Linked DNA regions of Homo sapiens: region 1 is linked to region 2. Evidence: read pairs that join two places in POLR2A ChIA-PET (ENCODE). Cell type or tissue: OCI-LY7. All regions are shown on one strand.

Region 1 (8,000 bases), 230 kb after region 2:
TTTTTATTTTTTAGAGACATGGGGAGGAGAGGTCTCTTTACTTTTCCCAGGCTGGCCTTGAACTCCTGGTTCAAGTGATCCTCTGATCTCAGCCTCAGAGTAGCTTGGACTACAGCTGTGCACCACCATGCTGGCATAGAATATTATGGGGTTTTGATGAAAAAAAATTCTTGAAATTCCTTATTTTCTGTTTTCAAAGATATTTGAAAGGAATGTTGAGAGAGACTTCATCTGTTGGTAAAAGGAAACTGGACTTAAATAGGATGGGGTTCTGAGGTCTAGAGAGGACACAGATGGGTCACCTCTTTAAGTTCACTGGGTAGAGCCAAGGGACCGTTACTAGAAGTATGTCATAAGAAAGTACAAGATTAGATTCACGGTAAACAGGATCACCAACCCAACTGGGGCTAGACTTAGAGATGAACTCTGGCTACAAAGCCAGAAAACTGAAGGGAGGTGGTGGAGAAGGTTTGAAACATGTGGATCATGCTAGAGTGGCCTGGAACATGCTATAATAAGGTGCAGTAGCTCTTGAATTAGTTGTGTAAATGAGAATATCAATTCTAGACTCAGACTGCCTGGGTTCACAGTAAGTGTTAGGGATTATTGTGATCATTATTTCCATTGACTGCAGCATCATATACTCATATCCACTGAATGGAAAAGGGTTTAGAAGTATTTAAGTGAGAATAATTACTTAACATTGTAATATAATTATGACCAGTTCAGTAAAGTGTAGAACAAAAATTGGACACACAGCCTTGGGAAGAGGAGACAAAACTGTCATTTTGTATAAATGATACGATTGTGTATCTAGAAAACCTAAGAGAATTAATTAGTGCTTAGTAATGAACTCTGTGACCTTAGGCAAATTATGTCATCTCACTGGGTTTGTTTTTTCATCTACACATTAGGATAATAACTATAATTAATTTATAGGATTATTGTGAAGATTTGCTGAGAAAATACATTTAAAACCCACGACATAGTGCCTGCCATTTGGCAACTGCTCAATACTTTAAGATACAACTGTACTTTTTGTATCACTCTTGTTATTTTTATTACGGCAGCCATAGAATGAATTTGTAAAAATAATTCCCTTGACGATATATCTTCTATAAACAGTTAAAACCATGAAGGAGAGAAAAGTCTCATTTGTAATCAGAAAAAAATTTTTTTTTAATTGAAAAAATTATAGAGACGAGGTCTCCCTGTGTTGCCCACGCTGGTCTTGAACTCCCGAGTTCAAGTGATCCTCCCGCCTTGGCATCCCAAAGTGCTAGGATTACAGGCGTTGGCCACCGTCCAGGCCAAAAAAAAACCTTATAAAATTCTCAAGAATAATCTTTATAAAGAATACTAGACTCTATGAAGAGAACTCCAAAATCTACTCAGAGAAAAATAACAACTCGAATAAGCAAAGGAAACTATCATTTTCCTGAAAGTTTCAATATTATAAAGATGTCAGGTTTAATAAAATTCGAATCAAATCTCAACCTGATTTTGGGGTGAGAAACTTTAATGATTCTAAATAAATCTCTCTGGATTAATGAGTGGCAAATGAGATAATGGTAGTTAGCAAACTTTATTGTACAAGGGCAGGGCCAAGAAGAATAAAAATATTCATAAGCCATGTTCCCATCCTTTAACATAAAAACAGTTCCGTGAATTTAATTTTTTAAAAATCCTCATTCTTTTTTACTCTATTAAATAAAAGAATGCTAGCGAGACAATGAGCATTTCTTTGTAGACATTACACTATTAATAATCCGGATGTATTTGAGATTTACATATATTTTATCCCCAGCATTTCTGAATTCACCAAGGGACATTCAATATATTATCTCATACCTGGAAGAGCCTTGTGAGGTTTTTGGTGTTTGGGGACAGAGCCTCGTTTTGTCGCCCAGGCTGGAGTGCAGTGACGCCATCACAGCTCACTGCAGTCTTGAACTCCTGAGCTCAAGAGATCCTCCTGTCTCAGCCTCCCAAGTAGATAGGACTACAGGCGTGTGACGCCACACTCGGCTAATATTTTATTTTCTTATTTTTTGTAGAGACAGGGTCTCCCTGTGTTGCCCTGGCTAGGTAAGTCTGTTTTATCATCAGCTCTAACGAGAAGGGGAAAAACCGACTCAGGCTAGGAAACTTGACAAGGGCAAAGAATGAGTCAACGGCAAAGGCCGGAATGCAGTCATGCCACTCGATATAAGGAACCACAGCCTGTGCCAGGTCCTGGGGGCCCACTTAATCTTAAATGCAGTCTTTCACTTCATACAACACACAGGAGATAGGATGCAGCAAGTTAGAAAAATTACTCATACCACCTCCCAGATGTGCAAAGAATTTAGAGTGCATTTTCCCTATGCGTGCTCGTTTAGAAGCGCACCTGCTCCTCTTCACCTCCCAGGTAGCAGGGGAAAGGCTAGATTTAATCTTGTTACAATATTTCCATTTCTTCTCATTGATACAGGCTTGTTTCAGTGTAAACATGTGGTCCATTTGAAGTTCAGCTTCCCACTAGTGCTAATGAAAATAATGAAAATCTTTACCTGGTTGAGTAAATGTTTTCAGGTAAAATACTCTATCTCTCAAATTTAGTCTCCTCTTCCTCTTCCTTGACCTGGTAGAAGGGGCAGGACTTACCTGGGTTTCTCGATGAGGAGCTCCTGCGGTAAGGAGGGAGCCCCGCGCAGCACCGAGCATGCGCAGGCCTCGGGATCGCGGCGGGGCCGGAACCGCGGCGGGGCTGGAACCGCAGGCTCGAGTCTCTGGCTCCCTGCGGCCCTCGGCGAAGGCTGGGCTCTTCCGTCAGGCCTGGCCTTTGCCCCGCTGAGGCAAATCACTGTTGTCCTGGAGGTGTCTTTCCCCCTTGTAACAGATGTGTTTTTGAAAGATTCCCGACCAGGCTTCCTTAAGATAAGCTGGTCTGTGTTTCCTGAACCCTTCCCACCCCGAGATGCGGGCGGGAGTCACTCCCGGAAGGAGGAGCGTAGGACAGATGCTCTTCCAGGCTGGAAGAGGGCAGGCAACTCCCGCCCCTGCTGCTGGGGTCACTGCAGGTAGCCAAAAAGAGCGGGGGAACGGGATGGATGGTCAGATGTTCCCAATGTCTGTTTTTGGGCTGAGATGAGGTCATGCAGCGTGGCTGGGGCGGAGTAGGATGGTCTTGGTCCCCAGCAAGTGTCACCAGGCTCAGAAGCTCCTGCAGGTCTTTTGGATGGAGGAAGACACAGAGGTGGCTGACTTGAGGACCAGGGGCCTTTTGGGTCCCCAGAGGGCAAGAGCGAGAGGGCTTGACAGCAGGAGCTTGTGTGGCTCCAACGGGGGAGAGTTTTGGTGGGGGTTGTGGCATAGGCTCAGAGGGAGTGACTTTACTGAAGACAGCCCACTGGGCACTGACCAAGCCACGAATGATCCCAGCAGCAAATTTCACCCCCCAACAGCAGCAGAGCAAACAGTAATCAGGCAGGCATGGGGCATTGCCTCTGAGACCAGAGGAGGCCTGAGACAACATACCACTCAGGAACCCTTTTATCCTACAGGCATCACAAGGATATAGTAAGTCCTGCCCTTTCTACCAGGTCAAGGAAGAGGAAGAGGAGACTAAATTTGAGAGATAGAGTATTTTACCTGAAAACATTTACTCAACCAGGTAAAGATTTTCATTAGCACTAGTGGGAAGTTGAACTTCAAATGGACCAAATGTTTACACTGAAACAAGCCTGTATCAATGAGAAGAAATGGAAATATTGTAACAAGATTAAATCTAGCCTTTCCCCTGCTACCTGGGAGGTGAAGAGGAGCAGATGTGCTTCTAAATGAGCACGCATAGGGAAAATGCACTCTAAATTCTTTGCACATCTGGGAGGTGGTATGAGTAATTTTTCTAACTTGCTGCATCCTATCTCCTGTGTGTTGTATGAAGTGAAAGACTGCATTTAAGATTAAGTGGGCTGGCCAGGCACGGAGGCTCACACCTGTAATCCCAGCAATTTGGGAGGCCGAGGTGGGCAGATCACTTGAGGTCAGGAGTTCCAGACCAGACTGGCCAACATGGCAAAACCCCATCTCTACTAAAAATACAGAAAAAAAACAAAATTAGCTGGGCATGGTGGCGGACACCTGTAATCCCAGCTACTCAGGAGGCTGACACATGAGAGTTGCTTGAACCTAGGAGGTGGAGGTTGCAGGGAGCCGAGATCGTGCCACTGCACTCCAGCCTGGGCAACAGAGTGAGCCTCTGTCTCAAAAAAAAAAAAAAAAAAAAAATGAGCTACTCTGATTCAAGTGAGGTAAGATCCAGGGTCCGGACCAATCCCTGGGACATTTCAATGAAAGTATCTTTGTAGCACACCAAAGCGCCACCGGAAATGATCTGAAAGCTATTACCTTACATGTCACTCCACTCCCAAACCACTTCAACCTCCCCCATTTCCACCCATAATTACTTGGTGTTGAAAGCAGAGAGTCTGACATCAGCTTTTGGGTACAGAGTAAATCACAAACAGGACAGTATGGTAGGAGGAAACATACCAGCTAAATGTAAAGACATAGACATGGTTTAACTGATCTTCTTACAACATACTAACTACTATTACTGTTTGAACAAGTGCTTTGGGGCCAATGATTGTTGAAATATTATGACTTTCCATGTTGTGAACATTCAGCCTCCTGGTCAGAACTGAGAGGCTAATGAGGAGGATTCTCCAGGTGAAAACATCCATTACCCATTAAGGCTGTGTGTTGGACATCTGAACGAGAGAGCAGGGTGGTCGAGAGGAAATTCTACAAGAGGTGACAGCAGCAAGCCTGCCAACAGACTGCTCTGAGCGGTTCCCATTCACCCGGTACAGCTGTCTAAAGGATTATGCCAATGAGGAGAGGGCCTTTTGTCAGAGACCCTGTCCCATCCGACCATTTGTAAAGCTGCCTCATGAGACAGGGCTGGCGGAGGCTCTGCAAACATTCTGGTGACCCCCTCCTGGACAAAGCAGACCTTCACAAAGAGACTCTCAGAGCGGGAGGACTCTGTCCCACCTTGTGTATAGCCCCTCTGAAAGCATAATTTTTCAATGGTTCATTATAAGCATATATGCCCTAGGTTAAAAAAAAATTAAATAGTACAGAAGGATTTATAATGAAAATCAATAGCTCTCCTCTCACAGTCCCCATCCCAAAGGGAAAATTCTTTTTAACTAGTTGAATCGTCTCTGTTTTTATTCTTATGGTGATTGCCTCATATCCTTAAACAATATGCTAACGCAGGTATTATTTTGCTTTGGTTTTGGTTTTTGTGAGACAGGGTCTTGCTCTATCACCCAGGCTGGAGTGAAGTGGCACCATCTTGGCTCACTGCAGCCTCGGCCTCCCTGGCTCAAACAATCTTCCCACCTCAGCCTCCTGAGTAGCTGGGACTACAGCTGCATGCCTCCATGCCCGGCTAATTTTTGTATTTTTTTGTAGAGATCAGGTTTCATCATGTTGCCCAGGCTGGTCTCAAACTCCTGAGCTCGAGTGATCCACCTGCTTTGGCCTCCCAGAATGCTGGGATTACAGGCATGAGTCACCGTGCCTGGCAGTTGTTTCTTGATACAGTATTTTATAGCTTTGTTTGTTTTGTTTTGTTTTTAGAGACAGGATCTTATTCTGTCACGCAGGCTAGAGTGCACAATCAGAGCTCACTGTGACTTTGAGATTCTTGAGCTCAATCCATCTTCCCACCTAAGCCTGATGAGAGGTTACAAGCGTCCATCATCACGCCTGGTTAATTTAAAAAATAATAATAATTTTTTTGGCTGGGCCCGGTGGCTCACGCCTGTAATCCCAGCACTTTGGGAGGCTGAGGTGGGCGGATAACCTGAGGTCAGGAGTTCGAGACCAACTTGGCCAACATGGTGAAACCCCATCTCTACTGAAAAAAATACAAAAAAATTAGCCAGGCCTGGTGACGCATGCCTGTAATCCCAGCTACCTGGGAGGCTGAGGCAGTAGAATTGCTTGAACCCGGGAGGGGGAGGTTGCCGTGAGCTGATACTGTGCCACTACACTCCAGCCTGGGCGACAGAGTAAGACTCCATCTCAAAATAATTAATTCATTAATTTTTTTTTTGGTAGAAATGGTGGTCTCATTATGTTGCCTCCAGGCCTCAAACCTCCCACAGCCTTGGGATTAGAGGCATGCACCACCTTGTTTGGCCTTAATATAGTATTTTCGGGAACTATCTATTGACTTTCTTTTTATGCAAAATGAAGATTTAATGCACATTTACCCAGCCCCTTCTAATAATAGAATTATGTTCTTATTTTGAATTCCTCTTTCCTTGCATTTATGATTTTAAATTAGCACCTTCATTTCTCATGATGTCGCCTATTGACTTTATCTCTTCCCATTTTCTTACATCTCTTCTCTTTTTAAGTTTCTTTTTTCTTTTCTTTTATTTATTTATTTTGAGACAGGGTCTCACTTTGTTTCAAACAAAACAAACAAAACAAAAAACAGGTTGCTGGGATCCATTCACAGACATTCCAATTCAGTAGGTCTGGGGCAAGACCCAAGAATGTACATTTCCAACAAGTTCCTGGGTGATGCTGGTGCTCTCAGTATGGTAATCATACTTTGAGAACCATTGGTCTAAGGGAAGCATGGCCACTGCAGTAATCGGGATATTGCTTTGGCTACTTTAGGAAGTTTCTGGGTTTTTTTGTTGTTTTGTTTTGTTTCGTTTTGTTTTTTGAGACAGAGTTTCACTCTGTTGCCTAGGTTGGAGTGCAGTGGCGCAATCTTGGCTCACTGCAACCTCCGCCTCCTGGATTCAAGCAATTCTCATGCCTCAGCCTCCCAAGTAGCTGGGATTACAGGTGCCTGCCACCATACCTGGCTAATTTTTGTATTTTTAGTAGAGACAGGATTTCACCATGTTGGCCAGGCTGGTCTCGAACTCCCGACCTCAGGTGATCCACCCGCCTTGGCCTCCCAAATTGATGGGATTACAGACATAAGCCACAGCACCCGCCACTACTTTATTTATTTATTTGTTTATTTATGAGACAGAGTCTCACTGTGTCACCTAAGATGGAGTGCAATGGCACAATCTTGGCTCACTGCAACCTTTATCTCTCAGGTTCAAGCGATTCTCATGTCTCAGCTTCTTGAGAGCTGGGATTACAGGCGCCTGTCACCACACCTGGCTAATTTTTGTATTTTTAGTAGAGATGGGGTTTCACCATGTTGACCAGGCTGGTCTCAAACTCCTGACCTCAAGTGATCTGCCTGCTTCAGCCTCCCAAAGTGCTGAGATTACAGGCATGAGCCCACGCCTGGCCCCTGCCACTACTTTAATAGTCACCAAAATAAATAGAGTGGACCTCTCTGTCAGATAGAATTCCTAGCTAGCCTACAGTGTAAGAGGATAGAGAGGCTGAGCATCAAGAAAATGTCCTGGGTCCCCAGGCTCCTTCTACCCATGGCTCTGTCATCTCCTTGGGAGCTGCCCTCATCTTCATGTTTGAAGCTGACCTACTACCACCAAATCTTCATATTAGCCAGAATGGAGGAATTGAGCCAGTGGAGAGCACACAACTTCTTTTAAAGAAAAATTTACAAATTGCCCACATCATTTCCACTCATATCCTATTGGCCAGAACGTAGTAACATGACCACACCTAGGTGCAAGGGAGGATGGGAAAAGTTGCTTCTAGCTTGGTGATTACGTGTGGAGATACAATTCAGAGAAGTTCTATCATAGAAAGGAAGGAGGGGGAGATGGATATTGAGGGGCAATTAACAATCCCTGCTGCAGTGGTTCCATTTTCTTTTCCAGTAGTTGTTCAGATGTGCACAGGATACAATTTTAGCCAATGAGATGGGAGAAAATGCCTACTAGGGGCTTCTGGAAAGTTTTCCTTTCTCTAAGGGAGATAGAGTATTTTTCTTGGGATTCTGCCATGTTGGATATGAACCCTAAAAGAGCATGTACATCTTGTCACCGTGAGGGGAG
Region 2 (8,000 bases):
GCAAGCTGCAAACGATAATCTGCCACTTGTCACTGATTTATTTTCCCTCTTTTCTTTTTGTTTTTCAAGAGTATAAGTTTCAATGTCTGTGTATTTGTTTTTGTTATTTTGGCAGTCTAGTGAAAGTTTTCAATGTAAACAAAACTCTTACTCTTAAAGAACAAGCAACTCTATTACATTGCATAAGAAGGCAGTTCTTAAAGACAATGGTCTAATTAGCAGTCTTTGAAGCCAATTCAATAGTAATATCAAAGCCACTTCTAGTATTTCAAGCCCGAATTTAGAAAATGGCCTTGATATTTTCAGTCTAAAACTATAGTCTGACCTTACTATTAATTTTGGAACACACCATAATGTAGACAACTGCTGAAATCACTTGATGTTATGAACCCGGAAATCACACCCTCTTAAACGATACATCACACCCATTAAAATTAACTGTAAAATCCATTTTGTATTGATTTTGTTTGAATTTGGTATTCAACTAAGATGCTTTACATGCGTAAATATTGCCACAGCTGTATATACAACGGTTTTGTTGAATCCATTGATGCTTTAAGTTGAAAGAGCATACGTTATGGGTTTTGTTTGGTTTCACTGAGAAGAAGGCCAAAGGATTTTTCTAGCAATGTTTCAACAAAATGCAAAATTAGATGCCAGTCCAGAAGCCTTAAGGATGTGAAATGTTTTGAAAATACAGATTTTCAGCTATTTCCTAGCTTTAACCGACATGTGTGCTTAAGTGAAGGCAGAAGGAAACCTGGTACACTTCTGCTGAGTACAGTGTTTCTTAAACATGCACCTGTTAAGAGATAGAGAAGCAAATTTAATTTCCTTTTTAGCCTTCTATATCCCATTGTTGATTTTATACATGCCCTCCTTAAATATGAACTCCTAAAATTGTGTTTGGAACACATATTGGAAGAAAGTATAGAACAGTATATAGGACAGTCCTAGGTTCAAACTTCGTAGCCATAACTTCCTGGCTGTGTTGTAATCTGGAGCAAGTTACTCCGTCTGTACCACACTTTCCTCATCTGTAAAATGGGGTAATGCTACTTAGCACTCCAGTTGATTAAGAAGCTTAAATAGACCGGGCGTGGTGGCTCACACCTGTAATCCCAGCACTTTGAGAGGCCAAGGAGGGCCATCACCTGAGGTCAGGAGTTTGAGACCAGCCTGGTCAACATGGTGAAACCCCATCTCTACTAAAAATACAAAAATTAGCCAGGCGTGGTGGCACACACCTGTAGTCCCAGGTACTCGGGAGGCTAAGGCAGGAGAATCGCTTGAACCCCAGAAGCGGAGGTTGCAGTGAGCCAAGATCGTGCCATTACACTTCAGCCTGGGTGACAGAGCAAGTCTCGGTTTAAAAAAAAAAAAAAGGAGCTTAAATAAAATCAGATAATGTTGAAGTACCTAGTAAACTGTTTAGCATGTAGGCATTCAATATATTTTAGATATTTATTTATAGTTTTGTTATCGTTTTTGTTTTTATGGGCTCAAAAATTAAATTATAAAAAATTCATATGCTGCTACTTTTGCTTGATGTTATTATATATATAGACATGTATATTTTTATTTATTTATTTATTTATTTTGAGATGGATTTTCACTCTTGTTGCCCAGGCTGGAGTGCAATGGCACAATCTCAGCTCACTCCAACCTGCGCCTCCCAGGTTCAAGCGATTCTCCTGACTCAGCCTCCCTAGTAGCTGGGATTACCGCCATAAGCCACCATACCTATGCCTGGCTAATTTTTTGTATTTAGTAGAAACAGGGTTTCACCGTGTTGGTCAGGCTGGTCTGGAACTCCTGACCTCAGATGATCCACCCACCTCAGCCTCTCAAAGTGCTGAGATTACAGGCGTGAGCCACCGCACCCGGTGATGTTACAATAGATATATTTTATTTATTTATTTATTTATTTTGAGATGGAGTCTCGCCCTGTTGCCCAGGCTGAAGTGCAGTAGTTCGATCTTGGCTCACTGCAAGCTCCGCCTCCCGGGTTCAAGCCATTCTCCTGCTTCAGCCTCCCGAGTAGCTGGGACTACAGGCGCCCACCACCACGCCCGGCTAATTTTTTGTATTTTTTAGTAGAGACGAGGTTTCACCGTGTTAGCCAGGATGGTCTCAATCTCCTGACCTCGTGATCTGCCCGCCTCGGCCTCCCACAGTGCTGGGATTACAGGCATGAGCCACCGTGCCCGGCTGTTACAATATTTTTTAAAGAGCAATGATCATGTGTCTAAATAACATGAATTTGTTTTTTACTAAATTAAATATTATTTTATTACATGTAATCTAATGGCAATCTAACTAATGAGCTTGATGCAATCAAAACCACTCAAGAAAAATGATTAGAATTCTCTACACAACTGTTTCCTTTTCTTTATCTGATTATGGTTTTGGTTTAAGTATGGAGGGTTTTATTTGTTTTCTTTTCCTATCTTTTTCTTTTTCTTTTTTTGGAAACAGGATCTTGCCCAGGCTAGAGCGCAGTGATACAATCTCAGCTCACTGTAGCCTTGACCTCCTGGGCTTAAGTGATCCTCCATCTCAGCCTCCCGAGTAGCTGGGATCACAGGTGTGTGCCATCACGCTCGGCTAACTTTTTATTTTTGTAGAGATGAGGTCTCATTATATTGCCCAGGCTGGTCTCAAACTCCTGGGTTCAAGCTATCTTCCAGCCTTAGCCTCCTAAACTGCTGGGATTACAGGCATGAGCCACCACACCTGGCCTCCTTTTTTAAAAATATTGTTTTGGAGTAGCATTAGTTGAGTGAATACTCATCACATTAAAAATAAGACGTTTGAAAACTACCACCGTCAAATGATTTAGGGCATACCAGTCTCATATAGAGTATTTGTAAGGCACGATGATGTAAAGGATTCAGGCTGCTGAGGTCTGTGGCAGGAAGCACAGAAAGACTGTTTCCAAACATGACATATTATACTCTATTGCTTCATGCTTATTAATCTGTTTATGACAAAACTCATGAATAAAGTTAATAAATGCCCTTACTACTATTTCATGCCCTATCCCAGGCCATGGGGACAGAAAGATGGAAAGATGAGCCAGACATGGTTCTTCTATCTAGAGAAGGCAGCATACGTGTGAACAGGCCATTATGACTTAATATAATGAATGCAATGGCAGGAATATATAAAAGGAATTATGTGAACATAGAAGTCAGCCTAGGAACTCTGCCTGGGTAGATCAGAAGGATGCCCCAGTGCACATGTCTAGGTTTTGCAAGCTATGCAGAGGCAAACAGGAAGGGGAGGGCTCATTGAGGGAGACCTAAGCCTGCACACAGACAGAAGGATGAAAAACGCCTAGCCCTCCAGGAGTCAGATGTGACTGCAGCTCCATGCCCACAAGGGAAAACATCCAGGCATGAAGTTGGGAATGCTGGTTGGAAATACATTTTCAAAGTTCCTACAGGCAATACATAGCCAGAAAAGGATGTTATTTATTTATTTATTTTCATTTTCTGTATTAAAAAAATATATATATATTCACATAGCTCAACAATTGAAATATGGCAGCCTGGACCACATGTGAAACCCTGTCTCTACAAGAAATACAAAAATTAGCCAGGTGTGGTGGTATGCACCTGTAGTCCCAGCTACTCGGGAGGCTCAGGTGATCCTCTCACCTGGGAAGTCGAGGCTGCAGTGAGCTGTGATTCCTCCACTGCACTCCAGCCTGGGCTATAGAGTGAGACCCTGTCTCAAAAAAGAAAAACAAAAAAATTAAAATACGAGGGAAAAATGCATTGACTCAATACACAGTTCCCATTCCCCTTAACAGGTAACCTACCATGACCAATTTTCTTTTTTCTACATAGATGTATGCTTTTTGCATATTTAAACATTATGAGTATGTGTTTTCCCCTTTTTTACCCAAAGGATAGTACACTATGTACACTATTGTACAGCTTGCTTTTTTCACTTAACAATATGTCTTAGTAATATTTCCATATTTCCATAGAGAACTTTCTAGTTATGTTTTGCAGCTACATAGTATTCTACTATATGGATATATTACAATTTACATAACCAGTTTCTTCTTTGCCACACATTTAATTAGTCCCAATATTTAGCTTTCTCATACAGTGCTTTAATAAATAAATAATAGGCTGGCCGCAGTGGCTCACGCCTGTAATCCCAGCACTTTGGGAGGCCGAGGCGGGTGGATCATCTGAGGTCAGGAGTTCGAGACCAGCCTGGCCGACATGGTGCAACCTCATCTCTACTAAATATATAAAAAAATTAGCCGGGAATGGTGGTGAGCGCCTGTAATCCCAGCTATTCAGGAGGCTGAGGCAGGAGAATCACTTGAACCCGGGAGGCGGAGGTTGCAGTGAGCCAAGATCGCGCCATTACACTCCAGCCTGGGCAACAAGAGCAAAACTCCATCTCAATAAATAAATAAATAAATAAATAAAATAAAATAGTATTGTAAACATATAATTTTGTCCTAATATGTCTTCAGGATAAATCCCTGAAGTGGAGTTACGAGGTCAAAGATTGTATTAATGAGGTTACGTTTTGCTACAATAACAAACAACTCTCAAATCTGTCAATAAACATACCAAAAATATTCCAACCCCTAGTACATGTCCTGTGATGTTCGTTTTGCAGGAGATTCCTGCTCCACACAGTCTCTCAGAGACCCAGGCTTGGGTCTTGTGCCTGCACCATCTGGAACCCACAGCCTTCACAGTCATTGCCGCAGGGGAGAGACAACCTTGAACCAAAAGTGACAAACATTATTTCCACTTATATTTTATTGGCTAGAACTAGTCACATGGCCCTGCCAAACTTCAGGAAGGCCAAGAAGTACAGTTTTTGTGTGTGTTTCTGGTAGGAGAAGAGAGTACAATATGGGTGAGCACTAATTATATCTATCAGAAAGCATGCATGCTTTTTTCATTGGCAAAAGTCTGCCAAATTACCCTCCGTAGGCTTTCCCAGTGGACACCACTAGGAGTGCCACCAGCACTGTTGAAAGCGCCTGTTTCTCCACAGTTTCATCAACGTACTCTTTCATCAAACTTTTGGGTTTTCCATTTGTAATACTCTTATTATGAGCAATGTTGAACCTATATTTGAGTCATTTGTATTTCCTTTTCAATGAACTGTCATGTCATATCCTTCAGCATTTTTTTTTTTTTTTTTTTTTTTGAGATGGAGTCTCGCTCTGTCACCCAGGCTGGAGTGCAGTGGCGCGATCTCAGCTCACTGCAACCTCTGCCTCCCGGGTTCACGCCATTCTCCTGCCTCAGCCTCCCAAGTAGCTGGAACTACAGGCGCCTGCCACCACGCCCGGCTAATTTTTTGTATTTTTAGTAGAGACGAGGTTTCACCGTGTTAGCCAGGATGGTCTCGATCTCCTGACCTCGTGATCCGCCCGTCTCTGCCTCCCAAAGTGCTAGGATTATAGGCGTGAGCCACTGCACCTGGCCTCCTTCAGCATTTTTTAGATGACTGTTAGTCTTTTTCTTACTGAGTTGTTGGAGTTATATATTAGAGAGAATACCCCTTTGGTTTTGATTTACTTTTTCTTTCTCTCTTTCTTTCTTTCCTTTCTTCTTTCTTCTTTCTTTCTTTTTCTTTCATCTGTCCTCCCGTTTCTACGTATACAAAAGGTGGCATATTATACACTCTCTTTGCTTTTCAAAATTCTGTAGTATATTCTGGAAATCATTCATTTTATTAAAATCTTCTTCCTTCTTTGCTAGGGTTGCATGGTAGTCTATTGGGTGATTGTACCATAATTCACTCACACAATCTTCTATGGATGTGCAGTTTATTTCCAATATTTTGCTATAGCAAATAATGCCACAATGAATAACTTGAGTCTAGTTGTTTCATATGTGGGGAGGCATATCTTCAGATAAACTCCTAGAGGTTGAATTGTTGGGTGAAAGTGTCGAAGAGTAGCTGGTTTGACTAGACATTGCCATATCCCCCTCCCAAGGGGCTGTACCTTTTGTACTCCCACCAGCAGTATATTAAAATGCTTAGCTCTGGGGTGTGCTTTTTAAGTTCTGGACAAAGAATGTATCTTATCAAGAAGATATGAAGGCTTATGATACAAAGAGCTAACATTTGTTGAGCACTTTATAATACGTTCATAATTATAGTAAGCAAAGGCAAGGCGTATGTTATCTCATTAATACTTCACAGTAACTCAGTAGCCACTCTTATTATCCCTTGATTTGTAGAGGAGAAAACCAAAAAAGGCATGGAAAAGGTACTAGCTTAAGGTCATAAAGTTTCAAATGCAGGACTGAGTGAGTAATAATTGAATCCTTGAAGTCATCCACAGTAATACCCTCCTTTTCAGTATACCTATCTCCAGATAGGGCTAAAAGCAGTTTAAACTATCTGAGGGAGATGGTGCATAGTGAAATCTCACATTTACATATGCCAGGTAAGCATCCCAAATTCAAACATCTGAAATCGAAAATGCTCCAAAATCTGAAACTTTTTGAGCACTGAAATGATGCCCAAAGGAAGTATTCACTGGATCATTTTGGATTTTGGATTTTCAGATTTGGGATGCTCAACGAGTAAGAATAATGCAAAGATTCCAATCCAATTCAAAAAGATCTGAAATCCAAAACAGTCTGGTCTCAAGCATTTTGGATAAGGGATAGTCAACCTGCAGTACCAATGCTTCCAGGCACAATCTAATGAGATGGGGTGAGGGAGTAGCGGAGGAGTGTTTGTGGATAATGACAATGGACTTCAGGTAAATGAACATAATTTAGCACGTGTGTCCACAGTGACAGGCACTGGTCTATGAAACACTGTTTAAGAAGGGGACCCAGGTGTTAGTGGAGACAGATCCCTGAAGACAGAACAGAAGCAGCACTGTCCCACAGAGACCGGTTAGAGATTTAGCGTCCAAAGGCATTTAACTAAATTTTTATTAGTTTTCATGTTGCAGTTTTCTGTTCATGGTTTAGAGCCAGTGACTCTTTTTTCAAGACTCAAACATTTGTATCCTCTTGAAAGGCTCATAAGCCTAGGCCCAGCATCTATAGTACATATGAGACAACCACCTGTTCTATGCCCTTACAGGACTGCTATGTGGCTAAGTGAGATGATGAGGTGAAAGGACTTTCAAACTGTAGAGTGAAATATAAGTATTTGTTATGAATTTATTACAGAAAAACCAATCTACTATTGTTGCCATAGAGGACAGTATTATATACTGTGTGTGTCTGTGTGTGTGTGTGTGTGTGTGTGTGTATATATATATGTGTACATTGTCTTATGTTCTTTTTTTTTTTTTTTTTTTGAGACGGAGTTTTGCTCCTGCTGCCCAGGCTGGAGTGCAATGGTGCCATCTCAGCTCACCGCAACCTCCTCCTCCCGGGTTCAAGCGATTCTCCTGCCTCAGCCTCCCGAGTAGCTGGGATTACAGGTGCCCGCCACCACACCCAGCTAATTTTTGTATTTTTAGTAGAGACGGGATTTCCTCATGTTGGTCAGGCTCCCAGCCTCAGGTGATCCGCCTGCCTTGGCCTCCCAAATTTCTGGGATTACAGGCATGAGCCAGTGCGCCCGGCCTCTTGTCTTATTTTCAATGGAATGACTGCCCTGAGAATCCTTCATAATATACATTAATTAATAATTATGTATTAATATATGATATATAATACTAGTTATATGTAATTAAGTAATAAATGTTCATACACACATATAGTATTACATATAATACATTGTCTTACTTGTATGGAATACTAGTGTACTCTTGTTTGCTGTGCCTCATGAAGAAAATGTTTTGTACAGTGTAGTTGTTAAGAATTTAGTTCTAGATTCTGACTGCTTGGTTTGAATCCTGGCCTTCCTGCTTAGTAGCCATATGACTGTGGGCAAATAAACTGACTTCTCTGTGCCTCTCTTTCCTCATTAAAAATTTGAATGACAATAATAGTAAGGATTAAATTGTATAATACATAATAAGGTCTTAGGACAAT

What was found. ChIA-PET counts read pairs that join two places held together with the same protein. Peaks named below come from ENCODE experiments on the same cell type or tissue, not always from the same donor. Only the 100,000 strongest peaks of a DNase experiment are listed, where the experiment ranks them.
Region 1: POLR2A ChIA-PET joins it to region 2 with 9 read pairs; 2 of 35 experiments call an interaction of 5 or more read pairs at or near these places.

The regions. Positions count from the first base shown.
Region 1 is chr18:3,406,901-3,414,900 of GRCh38, reverse strand. It overlaps a transcript of TGIF1 not described here. Among named protein-coding and RNA genes, the nearest start is that of TGIF1, 39 kb to the left of the region's middle. In OCI-LY7, no CTCF peak of the experiment used is centred here; no DNase peak of the experiment used is centred here.
Region 2 is chr18:3,640,856-3,648,855 of GRCh38, reverse strand. All of the region lies in intron 7 of DLGAP1 (DLG associated protein 1), which reads left to right. Among named protein-coding and RNA genes, the nearest start is that of DLGAP1-AS6, 8.2 kb to the left of the region's middle. In OCI-LY7, a CTCF peak has its summit at 4,983; a DNase peak (open chromatin) is centred at 3,275; H3K27ac peaks cover 697 bases.